Regions from separate parts of the Homo sapiens genome. Here region 2 is linked to region 1. Evidence: chromatin loops called from intact Hi-C (ENCODE). Cell type or tissue: IMR-90. All regions are shown on one strand. Links, peaks and the distances in the headings refer to the core of each region. The heading gives the core; the rest is flanking DNA.

Evidence for each region. A loop is a pair of places that touch in the nucleus more often than their neighbours do. Peaks named below come from ENCODE experiments on the same cell type or tissue, not always from the same donor. Only the 100,000 strongest peaks of a DNase experiment are listed, where the experiment ranks them.
Region 2: it touches region 1 in a loop (4-fold over the local background); 2 of 110 quality-filtered maps call a loop at or near these places.

Annotation. Positions count from the first base shown.
Region 1 is chr11:7,011,674-7,028,601 of GRCh38, reverse strand. It overlaps ZNF214 (zinc finger protein 214), which reads left to right and starts at 8,256. Exons shown (of 3, transcript NM_013249.4): 1 at 8,256-8,529. NLRP14 (NLR family pyrin domain containing 14) reads right to left here and starts at 8,123. Exons shown (of 12, transcript NM_176822.4): 1 at 7,832-8,123. In IMR-90, for the core only: no CTCF peak of the experiment used is centred there; a DNase peak (open chromatin) is centred at 8,201; H3K4me3 peaks cover 1,463 bases; H3K27ac peaks cover 990 bases.
Region 2 is chr11:6,805,941-6,822,868 of GRCh38, reverse strand. No RefSeq gene overlaps it. Among named protein-coding and RNA genes, the nearest start is that of OR6A2, 15 kb to the right of the region's middle. In IMR-90, for the core only: a CTCF peak has its summit at 10,283 (motif pointing left); no DNase peak of the experiment used is centred there.

The sequences.
Region 1 (16,928 bases), core at 4,225-12,224:
GCTTTCACTCTGAGTAAACTAGGAAGCCAGCTGAGGGTTTTGGGCAAAGTGAATAATAGCTATTATGTTTTAAGAGAATCATCCTGGTTCTATATGAAGTATCCTGGAGTACAGCAATGGCAGAAGCAAGCAGACCAGTTAAGAGGCTATTATAATAATCCAGATGAGAGAAAATGATGTCTAGGGCGAGGCCGGTAGCAGTCGTGGTGCTGAAAGTAGTCATATTCTGGGTTTTTAAGATAGAACTGCAAGAATTTGCTGACAGAACAGATTGGGAGGTAAGACAAAAGAAAGGAGTCAAAGGCAAATCTAAGATACTGACTTGGGAATCTGGAAGAAAGAGATTGAGAAGATTGTTTAAAAAACCAAGTTTATGAGGCATTTCAGGAGTACATTTTTGGTAAATTTGGGATGCCTATTAAACATTGAAGTCAAATTGACAAGGAAGGAGTTTGGAGTTAGAATTCAAAGTCTGAGCAGTAGATACAAACTAGAAGTCACTAGCTTATAGGTGGAATTTAAAGCCATGGAAGATCATTCCGGGAGTGAGAATAGAACATTCAAAGACTGATCCCTGAGGAATCACTCTACTGTTTAGAAGTCACAGAGAGGGAGCAGACCTGGGAGGCGGTAATAAAATTGTTTTCAAAAAAGCATGAAAAAGAACATCCAGAGAGGAAAAACCTGAAGAGCGTGCTGTCTAAAACTCCAAGTGAAGAAAATGTTTCAAGGTAGAAAGAGAGATTAATTGTACCAAATGCTTGAAATCAATTGTGCCAAATTCTGCTGATAGAACGAGATGAGACTGAAAACTGACCATTGAATTTAGCAACATTGAGATCAATAGTTACTTTGAAAACAGTAGTTTCAGTGAGACGGTAGGGTGAAACCTAATTGAACTAGGCCAAAAAAGACTGGAAGGAGAAAAAATTGAAGACAATGGACTACTTTCTAAGAAGTTTGGCTCAAAAGGAAGGACAGAAACGATACAGTAGCTGAGAGGGAAGTAGGCCTGCTATAGACTACATGTGTCCTCCCAAATTCATATGCTGAAACCTAATCCTCAATCTGATGATATTAGGAGGTGGAGACTTTGGGACATGATTAGGTTGTGAGGGCAGAGCCTTCATGAATGGAATTGGTGTCCTTATAAAAGAGGTTCCAGAAATCTCCCTGGTTCCTTCTGCCATGTGAGGACTCTACAAGAAGACAGCCATAAATCAACCAGGAAGTGGCCCTCACTAAACTGAATCTGCTGGTGCCTTGATCTTGGACTTCCAACCCCCAGAACTGTGAGTTTCTGTCATTGTCAACCATCTAGTTTATGGTATTTTGTTATAAGAGCCTACACTAACTAAAACAGGGCCCCAGAAAATTTTATTGTTTTGTTTTAGAGAAATGACAGCATACTTGATGATGGGAAGGATATAGTATAGAGGGAAAAATTGACATTGAAAGGGAGGGGAATTACTGGAGTTAGGTGCATGTGGCATGTGAGCAAGAATGGATGGAAACTAGTGACTACATGAACAGGCTTCTAGCTAAAAAGGGGCACTGATGCAGGTAGGTGTGTGAATGCATTGTGTGGATGGGCAAGGGTATGGAAGTTCTCTTTGCTTCTTTTCTTTTTTATTATTATTATTATACTTTAAGTTTTAGGGTATATGTGCATAATGTGCAGGTTAGTTACATACGTATACATGTGCCATGCTGGTGTGCTGCACCCATTAACTCACCATTTAGCATTAGGTATATCTCCTAAAGCTATCCCTCCCCCCTCCCCCTACCCCCCATGGTGTATATGTGCCACATTTTCTTAATCCAGTCTATCATTGTTGGACATTTGGGTTGGTTCCAAGTCTTTGCTATTGTGAATAGTGCTGCAATAAACATACGTGTGCATGTGTCTTTATAGCAGCATGATTTATAATCCTTTGGGTATATACCCAGTAATGGGATGGCTGGGTCAAATGGTATTTCTAGTTCTAGATCCCTGAGGAATCGCCACACTGACTTCCACAATGGTTGAACTAGTTTTCAGTCCCACCAACAGTGTAAAAGTGTTCCTATTTCTCCACATCCTCTCCAGCACCTGTTTTTTCCTGACTTTTTAATGATTGCCATTCTAACTGGTGTGAGATGGTATCTCACTGTGGTTTTGATTTGCATTTCTCTGATGGCCAGTGATGATGAGCATTTTCTCATGTGTCTTTTGGCTGCATAAATGTCTTCTTTTGAGGAGTGTCTGTTCATATCCTTTGCCCACTTTTTGATGGGGTTACTTGTTTTTTTCTTGTAAATTTGTTTGAGTTCATTGTAGATTCCGGATATTAGCCCTTTGTCAGATGAGTAGGTTGCGAAAATTTTCTCCCATTCTGTAGGTTGCCTGTTCACTCTGATGGTAGTTTCTTTTGCTGTGCAGAAGCTCTTCAGTTTAATTAGATCCCATTTGTCAATTTTGGCTTTTGTTGCCATTGCTTTTGGTGTTTTAGACATGAAGTCCTTGCCCATGCCTATGCAGAGCAATTAAAAACACATTCATCAGTTGAGGATGAAGATGGCAAAACTCATAATCAGTTTTGTAAATGTTCTATGTACACAAAATATACTATCAATTCTAGGGTTATAAGGTTTCTATATATACCTTTGAAATTCAGATTATTATACTATTCAATCTGTGCGTGGCTTTATTTTATTGTATTGTAGTTCTAATTCTGAAACACAAATATTGAATTTTCCCATAGAACTGTATTTTTTTAATCAAGTACTCAAATTTATGCATGTATTTAGCTCCATGTATTTAGCAGGTTTGATGGCATTATACTTCTTCATAAATTGTACCTGTTATCAAAATATAAGGCCAATCTCTTTCTTTAGTTCTTAAATTAACCTTCAATTATTTGACATTTTTGCTCATTTGCCTCGTATCTTTTTTTACTCACCTCACAGATGTTTCTAGAAAACAGCATAGGGTTGGATTTTGTTACTTGAGTGACTCTGAGAGTTTCTTTCTATTGAAAAATTCAGTCCATTCACATTTAGCATAATGACTAATAATTTATTGCATCCTTTATACATGTAACTTTTGGTTTATTATTTATTTTATATCTTGGCTTTCTCTGTTTCCTTGTCCATAATTTTTTGTGGGGTATTTCTGTTTTTGGTTTGTTATTTGTTTGGAGTACTTTCTTGAATTGTGAACTCAGGGGACATCTGAGTGATACAGGCTCTGAATTCTTGAAAATCCTTAAACATTTATTTCACTACATTAGGGAGAGATGATATTTTGGCTGATGTATTGAAGCCCCTTTATCCTACTAGTCTATACTGCTATTGAACAATTTTTTAGCTTCCAACATTACAAAAGAGAAGTCCAATGTCATTTTTATTTTTAGATAACTTACCCTTTTTACCTAAAAGCTTTTCTCTTTACCCTCACAGTATAGAAATTATACCTTTTTATGTCTAGTGTGTCTTTATTCACTAATCCAGACTGAAATGTCATGAGTTATTTGGTCTACATTCATGCCTTCTCAAAAATTTTCAACACAAAGACATTTTCTATTATTCTGTTAGTCATTTGTTTCTTCACTTTTATAAACTCCTCTTTCTTTTTTTCTAGAACTTTTGTGTCTACATATTAAGTCTTATAGATCTACTATTTAAGCCTATCATCTTTTTTTCATGATTTCCATCTCTATCTTTTTCCTCTTCTATGCTTTCAGGTATTTCTTTAACCAAATCATATAGGATACCTTTTGATACAAAAAGTGACCATTTTTTCTCCTCCAATTCAATTGCTAACATGCTTAATTAGAAATACATACTTTTTTCACATTTTACTCACATATTTTTTCCATTAAAATGTACAAATGTTCTAAGCTTATTAGAGATATTTATAAAAATACAGCATAACATAGACTTGTATGCATGCACACACACACACTCATGAAAGATTTGTGACAGATATGGACACAAAGCAGCAGGGGTAAGAAAGGAGGTCCACAATACCCACACAGATTCCAGAGACCTCTCTCAGTCACAAGGTTGTGCTTTATGGCCAGCAAGTGAACTACTAAGATATTTTGATTTCAGGGAAGGCACAGCTCATTCAAGTAGGGGTCTTTTATACTACTCCTGTCATGTAGCTGAAACCAGGATATGGGACCAGGTTCAATAGCAGAAACCAAGATAGCATAACAGAAACCAGATGCAAACCATGAATCAATAAATTTTCTATAAGCAATATTGGCAAGCTGTTACAGATTTCCCTCTTGGTATTTTTTGGAAAACTACGTTAGCACAAAACTGCATTAATTCCTATGTAGCATATTCTATTCTGGTTTGGCCAAGGATCAAAACCATGGCTCCAAGCATCCCTGGAAATATTTGTAGGATTTCAATATACCATTTGAGAGTTACAATGAAATTATACACTGTGGATTAGTATTTTTCATCAGGCTTGGAAAATTCTAAATTATTATTTCTTCACATATTGATCTTTGCTCATTTTATCTTTTCTGAGACTCTAATTTTGTATGTTAGATCATTGTTTCATTGTGTTTCATATGTTTCTGATATAGTTTGGATATTTGTCCCCACTGAAATCTCCTGTTGAAATGTAATCTCTAACAGTGGAGGTGGGGCCTGGTGGGTGGTATTTGGGTAATGGGGGTGTGTCCCTCATGGCTTGGTAATGTCCTTGTGATAGTAAGTTCTCATGATATCTGGTTAAGTGTGAGGAACCTCCCTCCCTACTCTCCCTCTCTCGCTGCTTCTCCCACCATGTGAGACATGCCCATAGCCCCTTCACCTTCCATCATGATTGTAAGCTTCTTGAAGCCTCCCCAAAAGCCAAGCAGATGCAAGCACCGTACTTCCTGTAAAGCTTGCAGAACTGTGAGATTAAACCTGTTTTCTTTATAAATTATCCAGTCTCAAGTTATTTATTTATACAATGCAAGATGGCCTAATATAATTTCTTATGTTCTTTTCTGTGCTTTCTTCTCTGCACTTTAGCTTGGAGATTTTTATATATAAATATAAATAAAATATATTAATATAAATATAAATATATTTTATATATTAATACATAAATTTTTATATATTTATACTTATATATTTTTGTGTAAAAATAGATTTATACATATATAAAATAAAAATTTTATAGTACAAATGTTTTTATATAAAAATGTTTTTATATAAAAAATTTCCAAGCTAAACATGATATATATATTTATATATGTAATATAATTAAAATTATATATTTAAAATTTTATTTTATAAAATATATACTTTATCAATCTTAAAATACCTATTTTAAGATTTTATATATATAAAATTAAAATTTAAACATATTTAAAATTTTATATGTGTATATAAAATGGTTATCTTCTCATTCAGGTATTCGTATTCTTTCCTCTTCTCTGGTGGATCTGATCTGCTGTCATACACACCTATTACATTCTCAATTTTATTTTTATTCATAAAATTTTAATTTGATTTTCAATTAAAATTCCTGATCTTGTCAACTCTTCACCATTACTGAACATATTAATCACCATTATGTTTAAAATATATATTTGTTGGCTCAATAATTTAGTCATCCATGAATTTGTTTCTATTGTCTTTCTTTCTGTCCTTATAATTTTTGGGTGAATTATCAGACATTGTATACGAAACACTGTAGAAGTTCTGAATGATAATATTCCTCCTGAGAGAGTTCCTCTCATAGGCAGATAGAGAGGGGGCAGATAATAACAATCCAGTCAGGTATGGAGCTGACTCAAAGTTGAATTGCAGCTATATCTCTATTTATTGCCAGTTTGCTTCTGTTCTTATTCTTTTGCTCTCCAGGAATTCTAGTTGGGTATCTATTCCTTGATGGGTTTTGAACTATAATCTTTATCTCCTCCGATCTGTGATGAGACTTCTGAAAATTTTCTGTGCACTTCAACAGCTTTCTTCTTATCTTCTTTCCCTGTTCATCTTAAGAATTCTGCTAATGTTTGAAGAGAAAACCACCAAGTTTTAGGTTGGCTGCTTAAAGATTCCCTTTTCATCAGGATCTTGGCCCCTAAATCCCTTGCTGTCTTGTCAGACTTGACTCCAATTTTTGTTCTTAGTTATGTGACATTAACCAAAATTATGGAAAATTCTATGCCTTCAAGCCACAGTCATATTCTTAGATTCTTCAATTATTTGCTATGAAGAATCTGCAACATCTTGGACTAGGAACTTGGGCTATCCCTCTCTTCCCATGCAAGGCAGTTTCTTCACTCCTACCCTGGGTACATCTCTAGGCATCTGGTGACTGCTCCCAGGACCCCCATCAAAGCTGGTGCTTTGGGTCTCTGCACATTCAAGCCAGGGAGGGTCCATGACCAATAATTTTCAAAATGTAGCTTCCAGAGTCATAAAAAATGCAGATGCTCACTGTGTGGTGGACGGAGGCAGATAGGCTCTAGGCCGGGCACCCCTGCTAAACCCCAAACTGTAACTGGGTAGAATTCATTCCTAAAAGTCTTGCGTATGCTATACTTGGTGCTCTTTGTTATTCATATTGGCCTCTGCCCTTTAGCAGGTATATTCCTTCAGATACACATTTTGTTTCTCTGAAAACTGGATCCTCTTAGCTTTTTTTTTTTCTTTTAATTTTGGTTAGTTCAATGAGGTTCAGGTAATATTCTCAGGTTGGAAGCAGTGTGGCAGAACAGCCCACTTCCAGTGTTCGTTCTTACCGGTCAATGTCTCTGCATTCAGTAATTCAACTATCAATTGCGGCTATTTAAATACATTGCTTTTTAATGTATTTAAATAGCCGCAATTGATAGTTGAATTACTGAATGCAGAGACAGATTTAATGGGTGCAGCACACCAACATGGCACATGTATACATAGGTAACAAACCTGACCTGGACGTTGTGCACATGTACCCTAAAACTTACAGTATAATAAAAAATAAATAAATAAATACATTGCAATTTACAGGTGAAAATACTTAAGGGTGAGCGGTTAAACAACTTGCTTACCACCACCTAGTGGATAACAATGATTGACAGCTCTTAATGTCAGTTCCGTCAGACAACAAAGCCCACATTTTTAAAATGCTATGCTATGCTCTCTGAATGTTCAAACCAGGGAAGGCCCACGCCCAGTAATTTTCAAAATGTGGTCTCCAGAGTCATAAAAAATGCAAGAGCTTATTGTGTGGTGAACTCAAGCAGATAGGCGCTGGGCCACCCACCCCTGCTAAACACCAAACTGTAAATATATAGTTCACAAGACTACTTCCTATGTGCAAGGGGCTGGTTTAAGCATTTTAACTACACTAACTCATTTCAATCTAACAAGTCTGTTACATAGTTACTATTATTATTGGCTATCAATATTACGCCTATTAAGCTGATGCTTAAAGGTTAGGTAATCCAGCCAAGATCTCGTAAGTGGTGTTGTCAGATTTGAATCCAAGGAGTCCCTTGCTTGTAATGACTATCCTACCAAAAGTTCCTTGCCTAATAAAATGTTTGAATATTACTGATCCAGCCCAAGTTTGAAGGACAGGGCCCAAAGATGCGAAAGTATTTTCCTAATATAACACACTCAGCTAAATAATAGAACAGGCTCTTGCAACTCTCTGTGGTCCCAGGACACTGAGGAGGGGCTCCTTCTCATGGCTTCATTTCAGCTCCACTGTGCGTTTCCCTTCTCTGCCTGGAGTCTCCAGAGGAGCCTGGGATTTGGCAAGAAGGCGGGAGGGAGGAAAGCCTCACTGGACCAGGAACGAAGAGGGTGTCTGGCAACAATAGGACGGAATTTGAAAACCTCTAACCTTGAGTTTAGAGCGATGCTAGCTAGTGCCAGGGCTAGTGAGGTGCCCATTCCGCCAAGGCGCGGGACAGCGAGGACAACCACGCCTTGCCAACCAAAGGCGACCTGACAGCGTTTCCTCGGGGTCGTCGCGGTGGTGAGGGTCACAGAATTCTCCGAAGCCAGTAGCTCCGTTTCCAGCCACGCCCCCTTTCCCAGGGCCCTAAAAGCTTCGGGAGTTCTCCTATTCCATTAATGCTGGTGCGTCCTCGCCTTATCCCCCGAGCGCCCGCAGCTCCCGCCCGCGCAGGAATGCCAGCGGCCAAAGGTCGGGAGGCGCGGGATACTTCTGGCCAATCAGGAGTCACGTTTTCCCGCGCTCTCTCTTCCCGCCCCGCCCCTCCCGTATCCATGGAAACACTGCGAGTGTCTACTCCAAGACCTGGGACTTCCGTTTCGGTCCAGCCGGGCTGCGGCCATTGTTTGTGTGGACTGAGTGTTTTGGCCATCCCGGTCCACTCTCACAGGCTCCGTTAAGTGACATGAACTCTCAGGAGGACTGAGCCAGAAGCGGACAGGGCAAGACGAGCTGTGCTTGAAGGAAGAGGGGCAGAAAATCGAGGGTCAGGGACTGAGAAGCTACTCCGGTTTAGAAACCCCAGAGACACCCGTGTAGATGGGTACATCACGGCTTCTCTCCCACGTTAAGACTTAATAAAGGCAAGTAGAGGAGGGCAGAAGCAGCTTGGGCCCCGGGGTATGGGTGCCCGGTGTTCGGTGCCGGGGCAGAGTTCTGGCCGGGGATCTGGATAAGCAACGGAGGCCGCGCGCGTCTTCAGTGCAGGAGCAGGGGACCCCCGGGTCTGTGGCGGAGACCGGGAGATCCCGCTCCTAGAGAACCGTTCGTGTGTCTGGTTCTCTGGTGCTTACACTTGGGCAGCCCGTGACGCGTTGGGGGAGCCCAAACCTGTCCTGCTCTTGGGGCACGCATGAAACGTTTTTTCCCTAGAGAAAGAGGGTTAACTAATTGCTTATTACTTTGCCCAGGAACCTACCTTTGATCAGCAAGGAAGGACTGGGGTGGCAAAGGCTCATGCCCCCATTTTACAGGTAAGGAAACTGAGATCTTGGAGATCTATAAGTTTGGTCCTCTTTAAAGTTCTACAAGTGCTTGATGGCACAGTTGAGACTTTGATCAGGACCTGGGAGCTCCAGTTCTGGGATACTTCTCTAAGACTCCAGGTACTTTTCTGATAGTAAATCCAGTATTCCTGTTTAGCAAGTAGGGGAGGACAATGGAATGATTTTCTACTTAAACTGAACAAAATAAGAAAAATACCTTGAGAATAGATACTATTTAAGTGTGCTGGTGCTTTCCTATTATTGTTAGTAGTAATAATAATCTCAATAAATAAGTGAGTTGTATCTTTTGAAGTTTCTAGAGGGTTGGAAATAAATTTCAAGGTGCCAGTGTTCATAGCTCTCCTTTCTGGTCGTTGAAAGGAAACAAGAGCATTCATAGGCTTCTTTTGGACCTCTTGCTAGGAGATGTGTGCGTCATACCCAGTTAGTATATGGGAAATTTAATGAATTTGGGAATTTAAAGCCATACCCAGGTTTTCAGTCTGCCTTCCTCCTCAGCTCAGCCGTCTCAGCACTCTACCCTTCCCCAGAAGAGGAACACAAAGGAGGAAGGAATGTACACTGTTTCCCTCATAGTCTGATCCCAAGTGAGGATGATTGTCTTTTCTCATTTACAAAATGTCCCTGCATTCTCCATGGGTGGTGGAGGTGGCAATGAGGATGGATGGATGACTGGACAGAAAACGTTCCTCGCTTGCCTGTGAAATTTTCGAGCGTGCAGACTTGACCCTGCCCCAACCCAGTGTCTTTTCCCAACATTTACTCATTCATTCATTCAGTCACTCAAGTCTAGTGTATAATTCATGCTGTTCTTGGTGTTCTGAGATAAAGAATTATAAGAATGTCATCGCCAGGCGCGGTGGCTCACGCCTGTAATCCCAGCACTTTGAGAGGCCAAGGTGGGCGGATCACTTGAGGTCAGGAGTTTGAGACCAGCCTGGCCCACATGGTGAAACCTCGTCTTTACTATAAATACAAAAATTAGCCAGGCATTGTGGCAGGCACCTGTAATCCCAGCTACTCAGGAGGCTGAAGCAGGAGAATTGCTTGAACCCGGGAGGCTGAAGTTGCAGTGAGCCAGGATGGCACCACTGCACTCCAACCTGGGCAACAGAGGAAGACTCCCTCTCAAAAAAAAAAAAAAAAAAAAAAAAGTCTTAACATTGGGGGTAATAAACTATATGAGATTAATAATAATTTCTGAAGTTATCGACATTAAACAGTGCCAGAATGAGTGGCACTTAAAACACAGCAACAGAAACTCAGATTTGAACAATTATGAGTAGGAAGATATTCTAAATAGGAAAGCCATCATTTACTCTCAGGTACAATTTGAGGGAACAAATAAGGAAACCAGGCTAGTGACAGGGAAGTGAAACATGAATGTATAAAGCCACATTGTGGAAGGCAATTAATGTTTAAATTTGTTATTTATTCTTGTGCATCTCTTCACATGAACCATATTGACAGCCATTGTTGACCTTTGGGTGTATTTACTTGTAGTCTTTTATTTAATACTTATTGTATATATGTACTCACTAGTCTGTACAAATACTGATATGTATGTATACATGTTCATACACATGTACAAATATAAACTTAGGTATATGCACACACGTATATAAAAAGATTAGTATATATAAAACATTAAATTAAAAAATTTGACTCATGACAAATAGTCTCCATGAGGGAAGGAAATGTTCCCAGTATATAGAAGTGTACTGTGCGTATACTAAGCACTCAGTAAATATTTATTCAATGTATGAATAGCTGTTATTTGTATACGTTTTTCACTTAACATATAATGAGCATTTTTCCAAGCATGTTTTGGTAGCATGAGTTTTAATGACTGTATAGTGTTCCATTCTAGGTATATAGTATGCTTTATTTAAGTTTGCTTTTTTTTTTTTTGAGACGGAGTCTCGCTCTGTCGCCCAGACTGGAGTGCAGTGGCATAATCTCGGCTCACTGCAACCTCAGCCTCCCTGGTTCAAGCAATTCTCGTGCCTCAGCCTCCCGAATAGCTGGGACTACAGGTGCACGCCACCATGCCCAGCTAATTTTTTTGTATTTTTAGTAGAGATGGGGTTTCACCGTGTTGCCCAGGCTGGTCTTGAACTCCTGAGCTCAGGCAATCTGCCCACCTTGGACTCCCATTAAGTTTGCTTTTTACTGGGGAAAATTTAAGTATTTCCCAATATGTTGTTGTTATAAATATCTTATAATAAATATTCTTATACATAATTTGTTAAGTATATGTCTTTTTATTTTCTCAAGATATACTCTGAGAAATAGGAAAACAGAATCAAAGGATATAAGCATGTTTTAGGCTTTTGAAAAACTGAAGTTCTCTTTTAGAAATGTTATGTGAACTTGAACTCCTACAACCATTTGATGAATGATTCTATCTTACTGAGCCTTTGCCAGCACTGAGTATTAAGTTTTAAATTTTGCCTTGATTTGCATCCTTTTTAATCCTTAGTAGGGTTGACTTTTTCACATATATTCGTTGACTCTTTATATTCCTTCTTTGATGAATTGCCTTTTGATATACATCACTGTTTTCCTACTGAATTTTTTGTTTCCACTTGATATTAGATATTCTTGTGTGGAAAACATATAAATCATTTGTCATATGCTGTAAATATTTCTCCTAGTTTATCATTTGCCTTTTACTTTAAGGACTTGTTTATATAAGTTTTAAATTTGCATAAAATGAAATCTCATTTCTTTTACTTATATAGTTCTGTGCTTTGAAATCTCTTCTTCACTTCCAAATTTAATATGTAATTGCTTTCATTTTCCTGTTTCTTAATTGTGTTATTTTAAACATTTAATTTTTAAATCTATCAAGAATTTATTTTGATGTGAGAAATGACAGAATTTAAACATTCTTTTTACTTCCTACTTAGGTTATTTAATTTTTCTACTAACATTTATCTTCTCTACTGACTGTGGTGCTACCTTTTCATATACAAATTACACATACACATATGTATACAAAGATTACTTTTGAGGCTGTCTTGTTTTGTGGAGCCTCTTCTCAATTCTTACACTGGTATCAGAATGTTTTTATTGTTGTCCCTTTATATGTAGTGCATTTAATACGCAATGAAGAAGAATGTAGCATTTCTTTTTCACTCAGTGAAGATAAAAATGAGAGAGGATGGCTTTTTCCACAGAATAATATTCTGATGATTTCCATTTTGGTCAAAAAGATGTAAAAGGAACATATATATAATAAGTTTTAGATAATAAGTATATACTAACCTTTCATTATGTTTAATCAATATAGCACATTGGTCATAGTACAGGCTCTACATCCACTACCTAAGCTTATTGCATGTCTGTCACTTCTTAATACTGTGAACTAGATTGAATCACTTAGCTAGGCTTTCATCTTTATAGTGGAGAAATAACAGCTGCTGTGTAGGGCTGTTAAGAATGTTAAACAAGATCATACATGTAAAAATAACTTAGAACAGTGCTGGACATGAAGAACTAACAATTGATTGCATTGTTAGCTATTATTTGAACTATAATGCATATCTGATATAATTCTTTTTAGTCACTAAGACGTAAGAATTGAGACAGAGTATCAAGCTTAATTTTTTTTTTTTGCCAGATGTCATCATTTGTCCCAACATCATTGATTGAATAAGCCGTCTTTCCCCCACAAATTTGATGTAACCTTTGTCATGTGTAAAATGCACTGTTGTACTTGTGTCCATTTCTGGATTTGTACCCGTTTCCATTGATCTTCTCTACTTGTATGTCAAGCCATGTTATGAATTGCAGAGTCCTTATTAAAGTTTTAATATGCCATTGAATTAGCCTCTCCTCATTATTCCACTTTCAAAATGGTTTTCTTTCAAAAGCATTTGAAAATCAGTTTGTTACAGCTCCTCCAACCCCACATCAAAATCAAGATTAATATCTTGATTAAATCTGCTTGAAAATAGAGATAAGTTTAGTTAGAACAAAATTATATTTATTTCTCCTAAGACTGAGCAGAGTCATCTTGTTTTTTCAAGCCTATTTGTTGTTGTTGTTGTTTTTGTTGTTGTTTTGAGACAGAGTCATCTTGCTCTGTTGCCCAGGCTGGAGTTCAGTGGCACACTCTTGGCTCACTGCAACCTCTGTCTCCCAGGTTAAAGTGATTCTCATGCCTCAGCCTCCCAAGTAGCTGGGATTACACGGGTGAGCCCCACATCTGGCTAATTTTTGTATCTTTAATAGAGACAAGGTTTCACCATGTTGGCCAGGCTAGTCTCGAACTCCTGACCTGAAGTGATCCGCCCACCTTGGCCTCCCAAAGTGATGGGATTACAGGCATGAGCCACCGCACCCGACCCCAACCCTATTTTTAGCACTCAAAATTCTAAAACTATCTTTATATAGGTTCTGGTATTTTTGGTAAATTTATTTTTAGGAATTTATATTCTTATTGCTATTATAAATTTCATTTAGGCAGAGCTTGCAGTGAGCCGAGATCATGCCACCGCACTCCAGCGTGGGCAACAGAGCGAGACTCTGTCTCAAAAAAAAAAAAAAAAAAAATTCTAATTATTATTTATATGTCTGAACTCTTTTTGTATACTCTTAGATTTTATGTAATTTGAACTTTATTATGATGTATTTCCTATAAGCAAAAGAATATATGAAAACATACGTACAATTTAAAATATAATAACACGGACACTCACCATTGAACTCGGCATACACTGTTTTTTCTTTTTAAGACAGACTGCTTTCTCTCCCAGCCTGGAGTCCAGTAGCGTGATCTCAGCACACTGCAACCTCCACCTCCTGGGTAGTGTTTTTTTTTTGTTTTTTTTTTTTTTTGTTAGAGACAGGGTTTCGCCATGTTGGCCAGGCTGGTCTCGAACTCCTGGCCTCAAGTGACCTGCCTGCCTCAGCCTCCCAAAGTGCTGGGATTATAGGTGTGAGCCACCATGCCCAGCCTAAATCAGCATATACTTGTAAAAGCCCTCTGATGACTCCAGAATTTCTTTCCCACCCCTCTCCTAAAGGGGCAGCCACTATCTTAAATGTTGTTATTCCTTAATTGTTTTTTCCTGCGCTTTTAACTACAGGTACATTTCTAAACACAATTGTTTAGTTTTGCATATTTTTGAACATTGTAAAATTGAATCACTATATATTCTTCCATGAATGGCTTCTTTTGCATAATGCTAAATTTTACAGTGCATCGATGTTGATTCATGTAGCTGTTCATTTTCACAGCTGTGTACTATTTCATAGTATGAACAACTTATCTGTTTTGTTGTTGGACTTTTTGGATTGCTTTAGTTTTTTGCTGTTACAGCATTTATTATGCTCTAACTGTTCTTGTACAGATCTTTTGGTATACATGTGTAATGTCTAGTTTATAATTCTAGTAACAGAATTTCTGGGATCATGAATTCCCTTATCATTGCCAGTAGTTTTCAGCTGATTTTCTTGGATCTCTCAGATATGCAGTCATATCCTCTACAGATAATTTTGTCTAATTGCATTATGCTGTAGTTTCACAGTAGTTTAAAAGTTGTGGACTTGCAGTATCCTTGTCAAGTTTCCAGTTTTAATGAGAATGACTTTAATGCTTTATCTTTGGGTTTAAGATATGTTTGTATGTCTTCTGCTTTGTTTTGTTTTGCATGCTTTGTCTGTAGTTTTAAATGAAGGATGCATGTTGAATTTTAATAAGTATACTTTTTGGCATCCATTACAATAATCATATGGCTTTTCTTATTTGATGTTATTATAAAAGCTTAAAGTTAATAGCTTTCCTAATTTGAACCTTCCTTTTCTTTCTGGAATAAACTACCACTTTACCATGATATAATATGCTTTGGTATTATAACAGATTGAATTTTCCAAAGATGGCCTTACTTATTGTTGGGGTGATCAGACCCAACACCAGGTCGTGGGGGTGACAAAGTCCGGCGGAGTCAAAGGATTGAGAAAAAGACAGTGAGAGAGAAAAGGAGGTGGGAACACCAGGGGGCCATCGCTATTGTACGGAGGCTGCGAAGGCCCCAAGCTCTGGGAGCCCACGCTATTTATTGGTAATCCAACAGAGAAACAGGTGGTGAGAATGTGGAGGTCAAAAGGACACGTTGCATTAAGCACATGATTTACAGCTGCGATAGTTTAGCATTTATATGGAACATGTTCTGCTACTTTAGATAGTGGGAATAGGAGCCTAGGAGGGCTAGAAGCAAGGAGCCAGCAAGTCTAGACACATTCCAAAGGACATTATGCAAACCCTGCCTCAGTTTCCTTCACAACACTCAGCTTTTTCCCAACACTTACAATTTATGCTGTTTTCATGCTCTTCTTATGATGTGACTGACATTGTTTCCACTGAAAGGTGGGGTCTGTGTCCCACCCCTCTCAAATACAGCCATGGCTTGTGATTGCCTCATCAGTGGAGTACAGTAGAAGTGATAGGATGTGACCTCCAAGGCTAAGTCATAAAAACAATGCAGCTTTTGCTTGACTTTCTTTTGGGCAACTTGCACCATGCTGACAGATAGCCCCCGCCACTTGAAAGGACCACGTGGAGAAAAAACAGATCTCTCATCAACATTTAGACCAGCCTGCCAGCCATGGGAGTTAGCCACCCTGGAATTGAATCCTTCTTCTCAGTCAAGCCTTTTGATGACTGCAGATGTAACCAACAACTTATCTTGTGAGATCCAAACCAGAGCTGCCTAGCTAAGCCACTCCTGAATTTGTGACCCAGAAAAAAAAATAAGAAATAGTAAATAATTATTGTTGTTTTAAGCTACTAAATGTTGAAGTAATTAGTGATATGGTAGTAGATTATGAATTCAAGTGCTGCTGGATTTTACTGGCCTTATGTTTCACTTTATTTCTGACGTCTTGAAGAGTTTTTCGTTTCTGATGCCTTGAACAGTTTTTGATGCCTTGGGATAATTTCATAGCATCAAATAATCTGTTCTTTGAAAATTTGAAAGAATTTGAGAAAACTTTTGTTCCAGTTATTTTTAAAGGTTGTAGTTGCTATTTCCCTAATCTTATTTTTATTTTTTTCTATTTGTGCTCCTTTTCCCCCCTTTGATTAACTAGCTTGTGATTTATCTACTTTGTTATTAATATTTTTCCTCTCAAAGGACTGGCTCTTGGATTCATTTAACAGTGGTAAATGTTTTCAAATTCCATCTTTTTTTTCATTAATTCCATCTTTTTTCATTAATTTTATAGTTTTCCCCTTAACATTTAAGTACTTACTTGATCTATATACTTAACCATTGTATATGGTATTAAGTTGGAATCCAGTTTTATTTTATCTCATATAGTTAATCAGTTTTCATAATGCTATCTGGTAAATAATCCTTACCTCTGTCTTTGATTTTTAATGCCACCTCTATTGTTAATATGTTTTTGTAGATAAAGAAGCACATTGGTTAGTCTCTGAGCCCTCTGCTCTGTTCTACTGGTCTATTTGTCTCTTCTGATTTTACTACTGTAGTTTTGGTGATATGTCAGTATCTGGTAGTCTTCCTGTTTGGTTTACTTGTCTTTACCAACTTATTTCCTTCCTTGTCAATTTTAAGGAACAGAAGTCTATTGCGTTCCTCAGAATAGCCATCTGAATATTTGACTGGAATGTATTGAATTTAAGTTACTGCATCCAAGAGCGTGGAAGCATGCTTCTCCTTTTATTTAGATAATCTTTCTTCTTTATTGGAATGTGAAAGTTTTCTTCAAATAATTATTTGTATTCTTGGTTAAGATAGGGTTTTTTTTCTGGTGTGAATGGTATCTTACTTTCTAGTAGTTGATTGCTGAGTCATTAAACTATTTATTGTATCTGATAGTTTTGCTGAACTCTCTTAATTTATAGTTTATTGTATACTCTTTTTCTAGGTAGATGGCCATAACTATGCAAATAATGACATTTTATATTTTTGCTTCTAATTCTTGTAGCTCTTAGTTCTTTTTCT
Region 2 (16,928 bases), core at 5,521-13,520, 210 kb after region 1:
TTAAAAATACCACTCTTTGCTCAAAATGCTTCATAACTGTCCATTTCATTAGACTAAGATCTAAAATCTATAAGATGGTCCAAAAAATTCTCATTTATCTGACCTCTTTTACCTATACAACTAATTTTACCTGTTTCATTCTTATTCACAAAATTTCAAATAGGTTTTTTTCTGTTTTGGAATCAGGATAATATTAGCCTCACAGAGTGAATTGGGAAGTGTTCTCTCTTTAATTTTTTGGAACAGTTTATAAAAAATTGGTGTTAATTCATCTTAAAAGTATGTTAGAATTCACTAGTGAAGCCATCTAGCCCTGGGCTTTTGTTTGTGGGAGGATTTTTTATTATTAATTCTACCACTTTAGTTGTTACAGGTCTATTGAGATTTTATTTCTTTTTAGTCAGTTTGGTTTTGTGTCTTTTAGGAAATTTGCATTTTATCTAGGTTCTCTAGTTTGTTGACATGCAGTTGTCCATAGCATCCCTTATAATCCGTTTCATTTTGGTAAAGTTGGTTATAATGTCCCCCGCCCCTTTCATTTCTGATTTTAGTAATTTGAATCTTTTTTTCTTTTTGGCTTGATCATTGTAGCTAATAGTTGGTCAATTTTGTGAGTGTTTTCCAAGAACCAACTTTTGATTACATTTTCTCTATTATTTTCTATTCTATATTTAATTAATTTTTGCTGTGATTTTAAAAATCATTATATAAAAATGTTTATTAGTTTATTCCTTCTGCTCACTCTGTGTTCAGTTTGCTGTTCTATTTCTAATTTCTGAAGATGGAATCTTAGGATATTTATTTGAAATATTTCCTTTTAATTTTTAAAATGTTGGTGTAAAATGACCTTTCATAGTTGTATATATTCCTGGGGTACAAACTGATGTTATAATTTATTACAATATAGAATAATTAAATCGAGTGAATTAGCATATCCATCACCTCAAATACTTATCATTTTTTGTGATTAGAACATTTGAAATGTACTCTCTTAGCAACTGTGAAATGTACAATATACCATTTTAACTGTATTCACCACACTGTGCAATAGATCTCAAAAATAACCTCTTTTTTCTCTTGAGACCTTGTATGCTTTGATCATCATCTCCTCATTCTCCCCTCCCCAGCCTCTGTAACCACCATTCTACTCACTGCTTCTAGGAATTTGATTGTTTTAGATTCCACATATAAGTGAGAACCTGTAGTATTTGCCTTTCTGTACATGGATTATTTCATTTAACATAATGTTCTCTAATTCCATCTATATGTCACAAATGACAGAATTTCTTTCTTTTTAAAGGCTGAGTAGTATTTCATTTTGTATATACAATCACACATTGTCTAACAATGTGTCTTAGGATACATTCTAAGAAATGCATTGTTAGGCAATTTTGTTGTTGTGTGAACATCATAGAGTATATTTACATAAACCTAGATGGTATAGCCTACTACAGGGCTATGGTATTGCTCCTAGGCTACAAACCTGTACCAGCATGCTATTGTACTGAATAGTGTAGGCAATTATAACACAATGGTAAATATTTATTTATCTAACCATATCTAAATACAGAAAAGGTGCAGTAAAAATTCAACATTATAATCTTATAGGACCACTGTTATATACACGTTCCACATTAACTGAAATATTGTTACACAGCACACGAGTGTATACAAAATTTTCTTTATCCATGCATCTGTTGATAGACACTTCAGTTGATTTCATAACTTGGCTACTGTGAAAAGGGCTGCCATTAACATGGGAGTGCAGTCATCTCTTAACAAACTGATTTCAAATCTATTGGCTAAATACCCAGAAGTAGATCATACGGTAAGTCTATTCTTAGTTTTTTGAGAAACCTCCATAAAATTTTTCATAATGGCTGTACTAATTTACATTCCCAGCAACAGTATGCAAGAATTCCCTTTTCTCCCACATTTTCACCAACACTTGTTATCTTTTGTTTTTTTATATACTAAACATTCTTATGGGTGTGAGATGATATTTCATTATGGTTTTAATGTACATCTCTCTCACTATTAGCAATGTTGTACATTTTTCATATGTATACCAGCCATTCCTTTGCCTGCTTATGAGAACTGTCTGTTCAGGCACTTCACTCATTTTAAAATTTGAGATCCTTCTTATTTTAGATATTAGCCCCAATCAGATGTGTAACTTACAAACATTTTCTCCTAATCATATGTTGTCTTTTCACACTGTTAATTGTTTTCTTTGCTCTGTGGGAGCTTTTTAGTTTGATGTTATCCCACTTATCTATTTTTACTTTTGTTGCCTGTGCTATTTTTGAGGTCAAATCTAAAATACCATTGTCCAGACCAATGTTGTATAGCTTTCCCCCTATGTTTTCTTCTCCAATTTCTGGTATTACATTTAAGTCTCATTCATTTTGAGTTGATTTTTGTATATGGTGTGAGATAAATATCCAATTTCACTCTTCTGCATGCAGATTATTTATCCCAACATCATTTACTGAGGAGATTATCCTTTTCCCATTGTGTATTCTTGCTACCTTTGTCAAGAATCAATTGACTCTACCTGCATGGGTTCATTTCCGGGCTCTCAATCTGTTCTGTTAATCAATGTGTCTATTTTTATGCCAGTGCCATGCTGTTTTAACTACTTAGCTTTGTAGTGTAGTTTGAAATCAGTGGAATGCCTCTAGCTTTTTATTTTGCTCATGATTGCTTTGACTATTTGAGATTTTATGTGGTTCTATATAAATTTTAGGATTTTTTTTCTCTGAAAAGTGACATTGGAATTTTGACTGGGATTGCTGCTTTTACTCATGGTGGAAGCAAAGGGGAGCCCGCATGTGCAGAAATAAGATGACATGAGAGGAAACAAGAGAGAAGTGGGAGACATCAGGCTCTTCTTAATAATCAGCTAAAAGAGTGAGAACTCACTCACCTCTGAGGCAAAACATTAATTAATAATGAGGAATCCACCATCATGAGCCAAACATCTTTTATTAGGCCTCACCTACAACATTGGGATTAAATTTCACCATAAGGTTTGGGGGACAAGCTACCAAACCATAGTAACCTCCTTGGTAAAATTTATTCCTAAGTAGTTTATATTTTCATGTAGCTATTGGTTCTTGATTTCTTTTTTGGATAGTTCATTGTTAGAGTATAGAAATGCTATTAATTTTTTTTCTCATGTTAATTTTGTATCCTGTTACTTTACTGTATTTATTCGTTCTAACAGGTTTTTTTGGTGAGTAATTTAGGGCTTTCTATATATAAGATCATGTCATTAGCAAACAGTATCAATTTCACTTACTCTTTTCTTATTTGGATGCCCTTTTTTCACTTGCCTCATTGCCCTACCAAGGGCTTCCAATACTATGTTGAATAGTAAGGGTAAGAGAGGGCATTCTTATCTTGTTCCACATCTTAGAGGAAAGGCTTACAATGTTTCATTATTTAGTATAATGTTATTTGTGGGTTTGTTGTATATGTATTGTCACAGGATCCTTGGGATGTTGTTTTGCCAGCCAGAAACCTCTGTGACTGGCAGCACCTTCCGCATGAGTATTGCTCATGTCTGCTGGGCTCATTCTGCCCACTCGCCTGGCTGGCTGTGCTCAGCTCATGCTACCAGGCTGGATGCCACACCTGTCAAGGGCAAGCCAGGTGCAGAGTGGCGAGGGGTGTGTGGGTGAGTGAGCATGGGGTCCAGCCACTGTGCACAGCCAGGCACGCTGATTGCTGTGGCAGGGCAGGCAGCTCCAGGCACTAGCACAGGTGCCGACTCCATGTGAGGCTGTGTCTGGACCAGATGTACTGCATACAGCTTCTGCTGCAGGCACCTGCATCCAGACAAGGGGTACACAGTGGCACCCAGAAGCTTGGAGATGCCAGGAGCTGCAGAGCCCCAAAGAGAGCGTCACAGCCCTGACTCTGGAGCCCCTAAATCCAGGTTCCCTGAAGGGCTGCAGCTCTTTTCTCCTCATTGCCTGCAATGTGGTGAGCTTGGGTGGGGCATGTTTCAGCAGCACCGTTTGTGTTACAGCTCTTTTAGTCCCGCCATTTGGGGGGTCCCAAGTTCTTGTCCTGAGTCCAGGAAGAATGAAGTATGTGGACAATTTGAGGGTGAGCAAGGTAGAGAGGAGCTTTATTGAGCAACAGAACACCTCTCAGGAGACCCAGAGTGGGTAGCTCCTATCCACAGACAGGTCATTCCAATGTGTGTGTAGTCGTCAGCAGAGGAGACCTGGAGTGGGTAGCCCCTATCTACAGGCAGGTCATACTGATGTCTATGCAGCCCTTAGCAGAGAGGAGACCCAGAGTGAGTAGCTCCTATCCGCAGACAGATTGTCCCAATGAGTCTGGTTGAGTCTGGGGATTTTATGGCCTCAGAGGGAGGAAGTGCATGCTGATAAGTCCGTGGCCATGAGTGGGCCCAGAAAAAGTACCACAAGTTCTCACTGTGGTCTGTGGACTCCACCTGAAACTGACAGCCCAGCCCCCATGCTTCAGGCTGTCACTGGCTTGAAGGTGGGGCTTCACCAGGAATGTGCCCCTTTCCACCCAGGAGCCTGTCTGCCTCCTGTTGCCATCAATAATGTCCATGGCACCCAGGCTGTTTGTGCCAAAGGGGCCTGCAGGCCTGCGCCAAGCTGCCCTCAGGCCTACCTCAGTCCCCCTCCCATGCTCATTGGTGCCCAAAGTTCAGAGGAGGCCGAGGTGACAGGAGGCTGGCATGTCAGCACTGCCCCAATTGTGTGAACAACTGGCCAGGTTGCAACAGCACCCAGGCTCAGCCACAGCTTTGCTCTGCCTGTGAGCAGGGAGAGGCCAGGCAGCAGGAGCATGCACTTCCAAGCCTGCAGGGCAGGGGGCTTCCTGGGCCCCCAAGAGTGCAGGGATGCCCAGGTCTGCAGCTGCAGTTAGGTGGCTGCAACTGTGACTGGGAGGGTAGGGCTTCCACCTGGTCAGCTTGGAAGTGGGTGGGGCTCCTGCCTGTTCCTGGCTCCTGCTGGCTCCTTAGAGCCTGCAGCCTTCTGCCATGCCTCCCCTGCTGCTTCTGGCATCTTTGCAGCAGCTGCTTCAGACAGGCCGCTGCTGCCATCAGTAGGGCCTTTATTGTATTGAGCTATGTTCCTTCTATACCTAATTTGATGAGAATTTTTATTATGAAAGGGTGTTGAATATTGTCAAATGCTTTTTCTGCATCTGATGATCATATTTTTATTCTTCATTCTGTTAATGTAGTATGTCACATTTATTGATCTATGTATGTTAAATTATTCTTACATCTCAAAGATAAATCTCACTCCATCATGGTGGATGATCCTATTAAGGCATTGTTTAATTGAGTTTGCTAGTATTTTGCTGAGGAAGTTTGCATGTATGTTTATCAAGGATAGTGGCCTGGAATTTTCTCTTGTTGTAGTGTCCTTTTATAGCTTTGGTGTTAGAGTAATGCTGGCCTTATATAAAGAGTTTGGGAAATCCTTCCTCCTATTTGATTCTTTTTAAAGAGTTGGAGAAGGATTGGTGTAAGTGCTTTTTGTAAACATTTGGTGGAATTCAGCAGTAATGCCATCAGGTCCTAAAATTTTTTTGATGAAAGATTTTTTTATTACTGATTCAATTTCCACATAAACTCATCTTGGCTAGCAGCCACCTTTGCAGCTCAAGTCTCTGCTGTCCTGCAGGTACATAGGAGTAGACGTGGTCCAGAGCAGCAGTGATTTATCTCTGAGATGTCATCTCTGCTTAAGGCTTGTTCTGCTGACCCATTTTGATGGAGGGCTTTAAAATTTGAAATCAAGAGGTTGCTGGTTTTACCATGCTGCAGGGTTGTTGGTTTTCAAGGCTACTGTAGAACTGGAGAGAGAGGGAGGGGAATAGACCAGTTTGAAATGATGCAAAGCTTACTGTTTTTTTCAGTTTATTTTATTGAATAAATGCTCCTTGCATAGTTGTAAGCCTTTAGTTCATTTGTATAGTTCTGAAAATGTTGTTTTGACAATTTTTTGCACTATTTTTATTGCTTTTAGAGAGGAGAAGATTTTTGAAGGTTTTTTTTTTTTGCTTATATCACTAAGAAATCACTTTTGCAGCAGTGTGTATCTTGAGTTATACACAGGCAAGATCAAAGATGGAGGCTAAACTACGTGAGTAATATTGCAATTGTGAAGAGAAGTGAAGATATGAGAGGTGCATTACATCAGAAGACTAGGCTGTAGAACCTGAAGCTAGACTGCATGGATTAAGTTCCAGCTCTGCTGTCTTCTAGATGTGTGCCTTGAGGCAAATTATTTATCCTCACTGTACCTTAGTATCCTCATTGAAAAATGGAGATAGTAATATAATCTATCTATAGGATAATCTTGAGGAATAAATGAGTCAATTCATTTAAAGCAGTTGGAATACTGGACATCATTATGACTCAATATTATGTATTATTTTGCCAAGGAGATGTAATAAACAGGTGATTGTTTATAATTGGAGATGAGGAAAAGAAATTAATTTACAATCATACATAAATCTTAACTTAGGCAATAAATGGTTCAGGAGAGCAAACATATTGACAGTGAAGTTTGTCAAGATCTCAGATTCTTACATTTCTGCATGCATTTTTTTTTTTTTTTTTTTTTGAGACGGAGTCTGACACTGTCACCCAGGCTGGAGTGCAGTGGTGCGATTTCGGCTCACTGCAAGCTCCGCCTCCCGGGTTCACGCCATTCTCCTGCCTCAGCCTCCCAAGTAGCTGGGACTACAGGCGCCCGCCACCATGCCTGGCTAATTTTTTGTATTTTTTAGTAGAGACGGGGTTTCACCATGTTAGCCAGGATGGTCTCGATCTCCTGACCTCGTGATCCACCCGCCTCGGCCTCCCAAAGTGCTGGGATTACAGGCGTGAGCCACCGCGCCCAGCCCGCATTCTTGTATTACATGCTAAATACAAAAGTAGACTCATACAGGTATTTGTGAGTTAGCAAACCATTACTGAGTCAGTAAACCATTCTACATTAGGTAGAAAAGTATCATAAGTGAAGGACACAATTCACACCATAGAAAATTGAGCTAAGTGTGCTTTCTCTTTTTAATTGCTTTTTTAGAAATATTTGCATGCAATAAAATTTACTAATTTAAAATATACAGTATCTAACGACCTTCCTACTCATAATATAAAATCTTAATGTTTCAGTTAGGCAGCAAAAATAAGGTCTGGAGATATATTGTGTATACCGTAGTGACTATGGCTAATATTAATTGCATTAGTCCATCCTTGTGTAGTGTTGCTATAAAGAAATACCTGAGGCTGGGTGGTTTATAAAGAAAAGATGTTTATTTTGGCTTATAGTTCTGTAGGCTGTACAGGAAACATAGTGCCAGCATCTGTTTCTGCCGAGGTCCTCAGCAAGCTTACAGTCATGGCCGAAGGAAAAGGGGTAGCCAATGTACCACATAGTGAGAGTAGGAGCAGGAGGTGGGGTGGGAGGGAGGTGCCGCACTATTTTGAGGAACCAGATCTCACATGAATTCAGAGTGAGAACTTACTCATTACCACAGGGACACCATGCCATCTATGAGCAGTGACCTAAACACCTCCCACTAGGCCCCACCTCCAACATTGACGATCACATTTCATATTGGGATAAAATTTATGGGGGACAAGTTTCCAAACCATATAATTAATGTATTGTATACTTAAACATTGCTGAAAGTAAATTTTAAATGTTCTCATCACAAGAAAATAATAAGTATATAAAGTGATGGATATGTTAATTAGTCTGGTTTAATCATTTCATAATGTATACATATGTCAAGACATCATGTTGTATACCATAAATATATACAATTTTTATTTTAGTTTTAAAAATAATTTAAAACCAGCCAGGCACGGTGGCTCATGCCTGTAATCCCAGCACTTTGGGAGGCCAAGGCAGGTGGATCATGAGGTCAGGAGTCTGAGACCAGCCTGACCAACATGGTGAAACCCCACCTCTACTAAAAATACAAAAAAAAATTAGCCAGGTGTGGTGGCGCACCCCTGTAATCCCAGCTACTCAGGAGGCTGAGGCAGGAGAATCACTTGAACCTGGGAGGCGGAGGTTGCAGTGAGCCAAGATCGTGCCATTGCACTCCAGCCTGGGTGACAGAGTGAGAGTCCATCTCAAATAATAATAATAATTTAAAATCGAAACCTTTTTTTTTGAGACAGGGTCTTACTCTGTCGCCCAGGCTTGAGTCGAGTGGCTCGGCTCACTGCAACCTCCGCCTCCCAGATTCAGGCAATTCTCCCCACTCAGCCTCCCGAGTAGCTGGGATTACAGGCACACACTACAATGCCCGGCTAATTTTTGTATTTTTTTAGTAGAGATGGGGTTTCACCATGTTGGCCAGGCTGGTCTCGAACTCCTGACCTTGTGATCCACCCACCTCAGCCTCCCAAAGTGCTGGGATTACAGGCATGAGCCCCCGTGCCTGACCAAAATCAAAACGTTTTTATCACCCCCAAAATTTCTCTCATCCCTTTTGCAATGAGTCCTCTAGCTGTGCCCCCTGGACACTGGCAAACAATAACTTGCTTTCTATCACTATAATTTTACCTTTCCTTGAATTGCATGTAAATGGAATCACACATTAGGTAATCTATCGTGTCTGGCTTCTTTCACTTAGCATAATGCTTTTAGGTTTCACCCATGTTGTTTCATGCCTCAGAAGTTTGTTATTTTGGTCAAAAGTGTGGACCTACACAAATTCATCAGCAGTTGGCAGTGGTTTGGCTGGATGATAAGGGACTTGGAAAGAACAGGATTTGAATGTTGGTGATAAAGAAGTCTGGGAAAGAGGTACGCTAGGTGAACTTTTTGAATGGGCACAGACTATGAATTATCTGTGTTCCAACAAAAGGCATCCACTGTGGATGGCTAACTAGGGATGTCAGATGTGAGTTCTCTACAGAAAGAAGAGACAAAGTTACAGATGAGTGATCATGGCTGGAGTGGAATGCTGAGGAAGAATGCAAAACCAGTCAGAGAAGCCACAGGAAGAAGCTCAGGTGCAGAAAAGGAAGGCAGCAAGACTCTGGCAGAGATTGACTCCTGAGGAACTTGCAATCCCACAGAAAGTGTAGGTGGGAGTTTCTTTGTTCTCCTTACCCTTGTGACAGGCTGCTGAGGACCAAATTGTTGAAGAGCCTCTCTGCTCTTGTAAGCCCAGGCACTGCGGTCAGGAGGAATTTGGAAACTCCCTGGGGGTCCAGCACTTAGTAGCCAGTTTGTGCAGGTTCACACACACTCCCCTTGAACCCAAGTTGAAATGGTAGGCACCGTGTTGGTTGTACACTGATTGTGGGCTACTATCCTGCCCAGAGAATTTCAGTCTTTGTTTCTTCATACCACTAGATCCCCAACAAACATTTTCCAGATGCTGCTCTAAGTGCAGCGAACACAGGGGAACAGTGGGATCCTTGGGAGTTGCAAGATCCTTGGATATCCAGTTCACAGCATGGGCTGCTGCTGGGAGAAGGCACAGTGCAGCCCACCAAAACACCCTTTAGAACAAAGGAAACCAAATAGAAAGCTCTCTCCTGCCTGAGAGCCCCCTACTTGTGTCCAGTGGGTGACTGTGCCCCTCCCAGAAGAGTGATGGGTGCAGTGGTTGTCTCTGAAGGGGAAAAGTGTTGTTCTGCCCAAGCAGACAGGCAACACCAGTGGCTGGAAATGGATGAGGGGAATCTTCTCCCACTCCCCCAGTCTACTGTTGTGGACAGAGCCAAGGTTTTTCCCACTGTGAATTGGCATAAGTGCACTTAGAGTGAGGCTTTCCAGCATGATTCCAGGTGGTTACACCCCCACTGAAAGTGTACCTGCCTCCTGGAATTGCATAAAGGTGGAGCACATCTCCCCCTCCCTACACAGAGCTGCTGTGTTCCTGCAATGGAATGCAGACCAGCCACAGAGTTACCTGTCTTAAACCAGAAAAAGAGGTTCAGCCTCAAGGCTATCTCAGTGGTACCTGCAGATGGGCATTTTCCACGGGCCCTAGTTTCATTGAGACCTGGAGAAAAGGGTCAGTGTCTATCTGAACTGAAAGTAGCAAGCCTGGTGACAGGGATGTAATAGACATGTAGGTTGTGTTCCTGGCTGCCCAGGATAAGGAGGTGGTGAGGTCCCACCGTGGCACCCCTCACGTTGAAGACATCAGCCCATCCCACCATGAGCTCCTTCCACCGCCTCTGTCAAAGCAGGTGCTTCCATTTGTCATCAGAGATGAGCCCGCTCTTACTCCTTATCGCCATCTACTGGACTATAGACTGAACTGCACCACCAAATAAACCTGCTGACAGAAGGGCATAGTTCTAGGGTATGGGAAAAGCTCCCTGAGACCTCCCCACTCCCAGCACCACAGAAGATAATGAGTCAGCTCATATACCCAATATATCACTAAAACAATCAACATTTGAGAAAGCCACTGCACAAAAGCTATCTATAACTAAGGAGTTCATACATAGCCTTGGCCCCCTGAAAGCACTGAGAAACAAAGCCAAAGTATCATACAGAATATATGTTACAGTCATACCCTCAAGGGAGAAAAGAATAAAAAAGTTAAAAGCACCATTCAAATGGAATAAAGTTCAAAAATCAGAGGTCATAACTTCTCTAGATGAGAAGGAATCAGTGTAAGAACTCTGGCAGGACAAAAAGAGTTTTTTGACACCCCCAAAGCATTACACTAGCTCTCTAGCAATGCATCCTAAACAAAATGAAAATTTTGAAAGGACTAAAAAAAGGATTCAAAACATGGATTTTAGGAAGCTTAATGAGATCTATGAGAAAGTCAGAAAGCAACACAAGGAAATCAGAAAAACAATTCAGAGTATGGAAGAATAATTTACTAAAGAGGTAAGTATTTAAAAGAAAACCAAACAGAACTTCTGGAAATGAAATGTTCATTGAAGGAATTATAAAATATAGATGAACTATTTAACAACATACTAAACAAAGTAGAAGAAGGAATTTCAGAGCTTGAGGACTGGTCCTTTGAATTGACCCAGTTATATATAAAAAAGAAAACAAAGGAGAATTTTTTAAAAATGCAGCCAGGAAATATGAAATTATATAAAGCAACGAAATCTATGAGCAATAGCCATTACTCAGGGATAATAATAAAAAGTAAAAACCTTGGAAAATGTATTTGATAAAATCATTCAGGAAAATATTTTTGGTCTAGATAGAAATTAGACATCCAGATACAACAGGTTCAAAGAACATCTGGAAGATTCTTTGCAAGATAAATCTTATCAAAGTATATTGTCATCAGACTGTCCAAAGTCAACATGAAGGAAAAAATTCTAAAGATAGCTAGAGAGGCCGGGCGCGATGGCTCATAACTGTAATCCCAGCATTTTGGGAGGCCGAGGCGGCGGATCACGAGGTCAGGAGATCGAGACCATCCTGGCTAACACGGTGAAACCCCATCTCTACTAAAAATACAAAAAAAAATTAGCCAGGCGTGATGGCGGGCGCCTGTAGTCCCAGCTACTGGGGAGGCTGAGGCAGGAGAATGGCGTGAATCCGGGAGGCGGAGCTTGCAGTGAGCCGAAATCGCGCCACTGCACTCCAGCCTGGATGACAGAGCGAGACTCCGTCTCATTAAAAAAAAAAAAAAAAAAAAAAAAAATATATATATATATATATATATATATATATATATATATATATAATCTAGAGAGAAGTGTGTAATCACTTAAAAAGGAAATTCCGTCAGACTAACAGAAGATTTCTCAGCAGAAACCTTACAAGCCTGAAGAGGTTGAGGACCTATTATCTTTCTTAAGGAAAAAAAATTCTTTAAGAGTTTTTCAATAAAGCTTAAAGTAAGCTTTATAAATGAAGGAGAAATAAAGTTATAGACCATCAAACCCTAAGGAAATTTATCACCGTTACACTGGCCATATGAGAAATGCTCAAAAGAGTTCTCACATGGAAACAAAAGGACAATACTTGCCATCATAAAAACACTCATCAGTATAAAGCTCACAGATCCTATAATGCAATTACACAATTGAGACTACAAAGAAACTAGGTAACATCATTATGACAAGAACAAAACCTCACATATCAATATTAACCTTAAATGTAAATGGCCTAAATGCTCCACTTAAAATATATAGACTGGCAAACTGGATACAAAAACAAGTCCCAACTATCTGCTGCCTACAAAAGACCCAACTAACAGATAAAAATACCCATATGTTCAAAGTAAAGAGCTGTACAAAAAGAGTCCTTCAAAACTGCTGTATCTAAGGAAAGGTTAAACTCTGTGAGTTGAACGCACACATCACAAAGTGGTTTCTGAGAATGATTCTGTCTAGTTTTTATATGAAGATATTTCGTTTTCTTCCATAGACTTCAAAGCACTCTAAATATGCACTTGGAAATTCTACTTTGAAATTCTACTATGAAAAAAGAAAACAAAAACAAGCATGAGTAGCTGTACTTACATCAGATAAAACATACCTTGAAGAAACAACAGTTAAAAAAAAAAAGACAAATGGCTGGGCACAGTGGCTCACACCTATAATCCCAGCACTTTGGGAGGCCGAGGCAGGTGGATCACAAGGTCAGGAGTTCAAGACCAGCCTGGCCAAGATGGTAAAACCCCGTCTCTACTAAAAATACAAAAATTAGCTGGGCGTGGTGGCAGGTGCCTGTAATCCAAGCTACTCGGGAGGCTGAGGCAGAGAATTGCTTGAGCCCAGGAGGCAGAGATTGCAGTGAGCCCAGATCACGCCACTGCACTCCCTCCAGCCTGGGTGACAGAGCGAGACTCTGTCTCAAAAAAAGAAAGAAAGAAAAAAAAAAGAAAGAAAGACAAACAAGGTCATTATATAATGATAAATTGTTTGATTCCACAAGAAGATATCACAATTCTAAATATATATGCACACAACACCAGAGCACCTAGATTCATAAAACAAATACTATGAAACCTATGAAAAGGAATTGGTAGCAATACAATAACAGTGAGGGAATTCAACATCCCACCAACAGCCCTAGACATATCACTGAGGTAGAAAATCAACAAAGAAACTGTGTACTTACTGCACTCTAGACCAAATAAACTTAACACATTTACAGAACATTCAACCCCAGAACTGCAGGATATATATTTTTCTCATCTGTACATGGAACATTCTCCACAATAGGCCATATGCTTGGCCGTAATGAATAAATTCAAAATATTCACAACTATCCTGTCATACCACCGTGGAATAAAATTAAAAATTGATACCAAGAGGAACTCTCAAAATGACACAAATATATGAAAACCAAACAACTTGCTCTTGAATGGCCTTTGGGTAAACAACAAAACAAAGGCAGAAATAAACAATTTTTTGAAATGAATTAAAATAAAGTGATGACATACCAAAACCTCTGGGATATAGCAAAAGTGGTGTTAAGAGGAAAGTTTATAGCATTAAATACCTGCATCAAAAAGATAGAAAGATCTCAAATTAACAACCTAATTTCACTCCTCAAAAACCTATAAAAGCAAGAACAAACCAAACCCAAAGCGAGCAGAAGAAGAAATAACAAAGATCCAGAGCAAAACTAAATGAGGTTGCAACTAAAAAAAAAATAATGAGAAGAAGAATCAATGGAATGAGAAGTTGAATTTCTGAAAAGATAAACAAAATGATAAACCACTATCTAGAGTAATCAATAAAGAGAGAAGATTCAAATAAGCACAATCAGAAATAATAAAGTGACATTACAACAGATACCATGGAAAAACAAAAGATTATCAGAGACTACTATGAGCATATTTATAGACACAACCTAGAAAACTTTGAAGGAATGGATAAATTCCTGAAAGCATAAAATCTCCCAAGATTTAACCAGGAAGAAATAGAAATCCTGAAAGTCCAATGATGAGTAATGAAATTGAATCAGTAATTTAAAATCTCTCAAAAAAAGCCCAGGACCAGATGGATTAACAACTGAATTTTATCAGAGTTACAAAGAAGAGCTGGTACCAATGTTATTAAAACTATTCCAAAAAGATGAGGAGGAATTCCTCCCTAACTCATTCTACAAAACCAGTATCACCCTGATACCAAAATCATGCAAGCATGCAATAAAAAAAGAAAACTACAGGCCAATATCCATGATGAACATAGGTGCTAAAATCCACAACAAAATACCAGCAAACTGAATTCAACAGTATGTCAAAAAGATAATGCATCATAATCAAGTGGGTTTTATTCCTGGGTTGCAAGCATGGTTCAACATACACAAATCAATAAATGTGATTCACCACATAAACAGAATGAAAAACAAAAAGCATATGACCATCTCAATAGATGCAGAAAAAGCATTCAATAAAATCCACAGACAAAAACTCTTGAGAAACTAGGCATAGAAGGAAGATACCTTAAAATAATAAATGCCATATATAACAAACTCAGAGCCAACATCATACTAAATGAGGAAAAGTTGAAAGCATTCTCTCTAAGAACTGGAACAAGACAAGGATGCCCACTCTCACCACTCTTATTCAAAATAGTACTTAAAGTCCTAGCCAGAGAAGTTAGGCAAAAGAAAGAAAGAAAAAGACCTCTAAATTGGAAAAGAAAAAATCAAATTATCTGTTTGCTGATGACATGATCTTATACCTAGAAAAGCCTAAAGGCTCCTCCAAAAGACTAGACTTGATAAATGACTTCAGTAATGTTTCTAGACACACAAAATCAACATACAAAAAATAGTAGCATTTTTATATAATGTTCAAGCTGAGAACCAAATCAAAAACTCAGTCTCATTTATGATAGACACACATGCACACACACACCCACACACAAACACACACACACACACACAATACCTAGAAATACATTGAACCAAGAAAGTGAAAGATCTCTAGAAGTAGAATGATGAAACACTGATGAAAAAAATAATAAATGACACAAACAAATGGAAAAACATCCCAGCTCATGGATTAGAAGAATCAATATTTAAAAAATGAACATACTGCCCAAAGCAATATACAGATTCAATTTGATTTCTATCAAGTTACTAACATTATGTTTCACAGAATTTTAAAAATCCTAAAATTCATATGGAATTAAAAAAAGGGTCCAACTAGCTAAAGCAAACCCAAGCAAAAAGAACAAAGCTGAAGACATCATCACATCGCTTTACCTCACACTATATTTCAAGAGTATAGTAATTAAAACAGCATAGTACTGGTACAAAAGCAGACACATAGGTCAGTGGAACAGAATAGAGAACCCGGAAATAAAGCCACATAACCTACAACCAACTGGTCTTTAATAAACTTGACAAAAATAGACACTGGAGATAGGACACTATATTCAATGAATGGTGCTGGGAAAATTGGATAGTCATATGCAGAACAATGAAGCTGGGCCCCTATCTCTTACCATATACAAAAATCAAATCAAGGTAAAGATTTAAATTTAACATCTCAAACTATAAAAATCCTAAAAACAAACCTAGGAAATACCCTTCTTGGCATCAGCCTTCACAAAGATTTTTTGGCCAAGTTCCCAAAATCAACTGCAACAAAAACAAAAATGGACAAATTGGACCTAATTAAACTAAGGAGCTTTATGCACAGCAAAAGCAACTATAAATAGAGTAAACAGACACCCTACAGGATAAAAGAAAATATTTGCAAACAATGCATCTGTCAATGTCTAATATCCAGAATATATAAGGAACTTAAATCAACAAGCAAAAGACAAATAACCTCATTAAAAAATGGGCAAAGTGTATGAACAAACACTTCTCAAAATAAGACATACAAGAGGCCAACAAACATAATGGAAAAGTGCTCATCACTAATCATCAGAGAAATGCAAATCAAAACAACAATGAGATACCACTTCACACCAGTCAGCATGGCCATTATTAAAAAGTTAAAAAAAAAAAAAAATCAAGGGGTGATGATAAGGCTGCAGAGAAAAGGGAATGCTTACACACTCTTGGTGAGAATGTAAATTAGTTTAACAACTGTACAAAACATTATGGAGATTTCTTAAAGAACTTATAACAGAGCTACTATTGAACCCAACAATTCTATTACTGAGTATATACCAAAAGGAAAATAGATCATTATACCAAAAAGACATGTGCACATGTATGTTCATTGCCATTCTATTCATAATAGCAAAAACATAAAATCAACCTAGGTGTCCATCAATTTGGTGGATTAGATAAAGCAAATGTGGTACATATACACCATGAAATACTATGCAGCCAGAAAAAAGAAATAATGCTCTTTGCAGTAACATGGATGGAACTGTAGGCCATAATCTTAAGCAAATTAAGGCAGAAACAGAAAATCAAATACCTCCCTTAAAATTGGGAGCTAAATCTTGAGCTCACATGAACATAAACATGGGGACAATAAACCCTGTGGGTTACTAGAGGGAGGAGGGAGGAAGGTGAATGTGGGTTGGAAAACTACATATTGGTTACTATGCGTAGTACCTGCTGTAATATATCCATGTAACAAACCCACATATGTAACCCCTGTATCTAAAATAAAAGTTGAAAAAGAAAAAAAGATAGTATTTTTACTGATTAAAAAGAATAATCTAAAAAGTTAGATTCAATGGGATTTACTTTATTCAATGAAATAAAGGTTAATATTAGAGAAGATTTTATTAAGGAGAAATGTATGAAATTACAATCAGATTTTACAGAATTTATAGAGATAAAGATAACCAGCTTAAAACAACTGACTGTGATAAATAAACTTATATTTAAAAAATAGCATTTTTCCTCTAGAGACTGAAAATATACCTAATATAAAATTGATTTCCAAAAATTAATTACATTCATAGCCACTAGTAAAGTTACAAAACATTTTAAAGTAGAAATTGAAAGGAATATAAAGCAAATAAATAACACATG